Linked DNA regions of Mus musculus: region 1 is linked to region 2. A link is a loop called in an ENCODE intact Hi-C map of the cell type or tissue named here. Cell type or tissue: left cerebral cortex. All regions are shown on one strand.

Region 1 (2,500 bases), 100 kb after region 2:
TTTTGTTTTATGAATTAAAAATAATCTGAACATTATTTTCTTTTTCACAGTCAGTAAAACAATCATTTTTATATCAATAATCTTTTTCATGTCCATAAATATGTAATTAAAATGTAAGTAGATACTTGTTTTAGGGTTTTATTGATGTGAAGAGACACCATGACCAAGGCAACTCTAACAGGAAAACATTTAATTGGGGCTGCCTTATAGGTTCAGAAGTTCAGTCCATTATCTTCTTGGCAGGAACATGGCAGCATCCAGGCAGGCATGGTGCAGGAGGAGCTGAGAGTTCTACGTCTCAATCCACAGGCAGCAGAAGGAGACTGTGCGCCACACTAGGCACAGCTTGAGAATAGGAGACCTCAAAGCCTCCTCAGTGACGCACTTCCTCCAACAAGGCCACACCTCCTAATAGTGCTACTATTGGGCCAAGAATTCAATACATCCACTTATGGGGGCCATACCTATTCAAAGCACCACAGTACTGTAAATAATGGTTTGGGATTATGTGGAATAGACCTTCATGTCACTCTTGTTCAAAAGTAAATTTAACCAATTTTTCTCAGTTAAAAAAATACATAGTTGTATATCATAAGTCATTCCGATTTTTGGTGAAAGTATAAGATTTTAAAATGTGGAAGACAAGATCATAAAGTTTGACATTTGTGTCTAGCACTTGGAGGTACATTCTGTAGTAGTCCGCATCCAGCAGCCTTAACTTCCACCTGCACTGTATTTGGGCAGTGGAGCTTAGGGCTTGGTGTTGCTGCTTGCAGCCCAAGCATGCCCATCCCTATCGAAAGTTCATCTTTCAAGACTTGGATGGAAGAATTTGGTAAAACACTAAAACAGCCAGATTTAATATTCTGATATGCTTTTTGCTCCGAAGAAATCTCTCATTTTGTTTTAATAGTGATTTTTAATCTTTACATAATGAATTTTAGGATCCAAAAATCTTTAACCTGAAAGTTAAAGACCCTTGAAACAAAGTAAGGGGTGTGATGGATGCAAGAGACTTGGCCACCCTCTAGTGGCCATGGGGCCATATTCCACGTCACCTGTCACTGGGGAGGGAGATGAAGTTACTCTGTACTAGAGTCCAGACCCTAGAGTGGCAGGGATGGAGGCAGAGTGAGAGTCCTAGAATGTCTGCTTCTCTTACCTTGGTTGATGGTTATTTCACTTCTACTTTCGCAGATTTTAAAATTTTATTCAATTAAACTTTGTATTTCTTGAGACAGAAAAATAAGGTGCAAGCAAGCTCATATAGTGTTTGCCAGTATGTATTGGGCACTGTTAAACACATTACACATAATCCTTAAAGTATGGATTACATACTTTGGATTGCATGGACCTATGTGCATTACGTTCATCCAACCCCGCTGGTGTTTTCAGAGAGTAGTAGTTATTCTCTACATTTCTGTGGCCTGCCATTTTCCATGTATTAACACGCTTTTCCTCTGTCTGGCTCACTGACGCTCTTCTCCTTTAATGAATGTCTCAGACATAACCTTCTGGTGGACTGCTCATCGCCCAGTGAGCCTTAGTGTAAACGGATTCTGCGTTTCTATTTCAAACCTTCTTAAATACAGTACTTAATGCTCTCTACTATATAGTGTTGCCTCCTTCCTGCCTTTGCTGTTTCAGTGTTTACAGAAAGCATCTAAGCACTTTCTTGAAACAGTGTATTAGGAGCTCTGCCTGCCTCGGGGGCGGTTGTTTATCGTCTGGCTGATGTTATTTCTTTGTTTCTTTGACTTGTTCATATATTAACATGAATGACTTCGGTAGAAGAGCTTGGATATTTTTAAAATTGCATTGCTTAGTTGGCAAGTACCATACATTATTTGATTTAATCTTCTTTTTATCAATATAGTGACTAGACCAAGACTGACAATATGAACTTAACTTTGATGTCTGTAGGAATGTGGAGAAGTCCATCCTAATCCATTTAATATTACTTTGGTACCTTAGATGCTTAGTTAGCTGTATAGTTTCTGTTTTAAACGAAGCACCTATTAATTAAACACTTATGAAAACGTGCCTAGCCTCATTACTAATCACGGAAATGTGAGCTGAAACAGAACTTTGATAATGTCACACTGTTATATTGACAGAAGTTAAACTGTCTGGTAGTAGCAGAACTGAGTGGGCTCTGCTGCTAGGGTGAGAATTGATGAGTCCTCCCATGAGCAGTGTGATAGGGTTTGGTAAGGGAACACTGGTTTTGTTTGGCCTAGTGTTTCTAACTGCATACCTCAGAAATGCTCACACACATAAGACCAGTGTAAGAGTATTCATGGAAGTAGGACTTTTATTAATGAAAAAGTTGGGAATAAATGAACTCCATTTCAGAAACATGGCTGAAACGTATCTGAATGATGGGTATGTAATGTGTCATAGTTTAGAAACATGTAAAATCATGCTATTTGTGGCTGCCCATCCATGGATGCTTAATATAAGAGATAGGTATGAGCAGACATTAAAATGCAGGTCTTGA
Region 2 (2,500 bases):
TGCTGGGAAGCCTCTTTGTATGAACCATTCTTGTCTCTAGAGGGATTAGACATCTTGGGTATTCAAGAAATGCTTGCTGAATTAGTGGCAGGCAGACAGGTGAGTGGTTTGTTTGTTGGGCAACAAGTACACTCACACCCAGCTTTCCTTTGGGTTTTCTCTTCTACAGAAAAGACAATCATCAAGAAGCCAATACAGAGAGATGCGAGTGGGGCAGGGGACTTCATCTTCCTGTTAGATTTAAAGGCTGCCTCTTTTTATGTGGCAATTCCATGAGTTGGAGAGAAGATTTGAGGGTAGCATGAGAATGAGGAATGCTGTATATGTTTATTCATTCCTCCCCCCCCCCCCAGTCTTGGTATGTCTATGGAGTCCTGGCTATTTTGGAGCTCATGATGTAGAGCACGTTGTCCTCAAATTCACAAAAACCTGCCAGCCTCTGCCTCAGGATGGCTGTGACTAAAGGCACGTACCATTATGCCCACCCAGCTCCTATGCACTTTTGACAGTTGTTCTATTGAAGGCGCGTGAATGTTCACAAAATCAGAATTAAACACTGTGGCGTTAAAGTTTTGTGATCATTGTCTTCCCTCAGTTGTACTGTTGCAAGGATTCTAAACTCAGTGTAATTCCTGGTTTTTAGGTATTTAGAGGCCATGAGAATGGATGTCAGCGGAAACAAACTCAGAGAATGCCCAAACTGATATAAAGGAAAGGAAAAGTACTATTTGGTAATAAAGTTAGTCTAAGTAATATTCTCTGGGGCTGGGTTCCCTTGGAGTTGAGAGGGTACATGGTAGCCTTCCCGTAAGTTCTGGACTTTTAAGTTGGCTCCAAACCCCTTAAGGTCAGGTCACTTCTCCAAGAGTTCTGGTGGACGTTTCTTTTGTGTTCAAATTAGTGATCGCTAGTGGACTATTCTGGTCACCGCTGACTGGAGAACAGAAAGAATTTAGGACTGTGGTAAGGAATATTAAAGAATTCTTTCAACGGCTCAAGTTTGGCCACTTATTAATGTCCAGTAGGGATCAAGTTAAATCTTCTCCCCCAAACCAACCATATTTACCCCAGGGAGGTTTTCCAAATCAAGATAGTGGGAGTGGACCTGGGGTACTCCAACTGAGGACATCAGAGGGGTGAAACACTTGGGCAAGTTCCTTCTGCCCCACGACTTGCTATCTAGAGATGTTCCTGAAATTCATTTATGGCAGGACGGAGGCCACTTTTCCGGGGGAACTGTCTGAGTGGGTTGGGAGTAGGGGAAATGGGAAGCGAGATTCTCCGGCGGCTGGCAGTTTGGGGAGGAACGCTTCGCGGCACTCATCAGGGGCGCGAGAACAGTGGCCTTGAAGACCCAGACGGCCAGCGGTGAACGCAGGACACCTAGGCAACTTCCGGGTTTGGAAACGCTCCACCCAGCTCTGGACAGACTACCAGGTCTCCAGGCGCATGCGCCGCCGCTCTGGGACCGACCCAAGTCACCCCAAACAACTAATTGGGCCCCCGGCCCGCTTGGGGCGTACCATTTGTCTCAGCTGGGGGGTGGAGGCAAAGCTCCCCCACAGGACTCTGAAACCCGCTCTCCTTCCTCAGCCAGGAGCGCAGGCTAGCTCTCGTAAAAGTCCTGGGAAGATGGAGGGCTGAGAGGCGGCTCGCACGAGGAACTCGGGAGGAGCACGCACCGCCCAGCCTCCGAGGCTCTGAACAAAGTGGCACGCCCGGATCCCAGCTGATCCGTCGGGCTCCGGCGGCGGCGGTGGCTCCCCCGGGCGAGACCATCGCGCCGCCTCGGGAGGGGTGTCCGCCTCGGGGAGGGGGCGGAGCGGCCATTGTCCGGTCAGCGCAGTCTACGGGGCGGGGGAGGGGATTACGGAGCGAGCGGGGGCCCGGGGCGTCACAGCCGGCCGCTGCGACTCCACTGCCGGCGGGGGCTACGGGTTCCTCCCCACCCAGCCCCGGACCCGCCAGCGCCGCCGCACGGGACAGCGCCGTGGCTGGGGGGCGGCGGAGAGAGCCGCCAAGGCCGCCAGATCTCCCCGGCTCGCACGGCCCAGCCCCTCCTCCGCAGCTCCCCTCCCTCTCCTCGCCGCGCCCCCCCCCTCCGCAGGCCGAGTGGTGCGGCCCGCCTCCAGCTGACCCGCCTGGAATCCCGGCTCGGAGCTCCGGACTCGCGCCCGCCTGCGCGCCCGCTCCCTCCCCCTCCCCCCGCCCCGCGCCCCCCGCCGCTGCCGCCGCCGCCTCCGCTTCCTCCGAGGGGGGCTCAGGCCCAGCCGCCGTCGCCTCCGAGCTCCGCCGCCGCCGCCGCCGAGCACCATGGGAGACGCCGGGAGCGAGCGCAGCAAAGCGCCCAGCCTGCCGCCTCGCTGTCCCTGCGGCTTCTGGGGGTAAGTGTGGGGGCAGGGGCGCGGGCTCGGGCCTCGGGGTGGCGGTGGGGACCCGAGGGAGGCCAGAGCCCCGGGAAGCTGGGCCGCGGAAGCCGGGCCTCGGGGGAGCGGGCGGG

The links. Hi-C counts contacts between places; a loop is a spot of excess contacts. Peaks named below come from ENCODE experiments on the same cell type or tissue, not always from the same donor. Only the 100,000 strongest peaks of a DNase experiment are listed, where the experiment ranks them.
Region 1: it touches region 2 in a loop (2.2-fold over the local background); 3 of 42 quality-filtered maps call a loop at or near these places.

The regions. Positions count from the first base shown.
Region 1 is chr17:30,104,528-30,107,027 of GRCm38, forward strand. All of the region lies in intron 2 of Zfand3 (zinc finger, AN1-type domain 3), which reads left to right. Among named protein-coding and RNA genes, the nearest start is that of Zfand3, 100 kb to the left of the region's middle. In left cerebral cortex, a CTCF peak has its summit at 1,024 (motif pointing left); no DNase peak of the experiment used is centred here.
Region 2 is chr17:30,002,925-30,005,424 of GRCm38, forward strand. Zfand3 (zinc finger, AN1-type domain 3) reads left to right here and starts at 2,115. Exons shown (of 6, transcript NM_001356265.1): 1 at 2,115-2,384. The coding sequence starts at 2,314. In left cerebral cortex, no CTCF peak of the experiment used is centred here; DNase peaks (open chromatin) are centred at 1,484, 1,708 and 2,079; H3K4me3 peaks cover 1,732 bases; H3K27ac peaks cover 1,794 bases.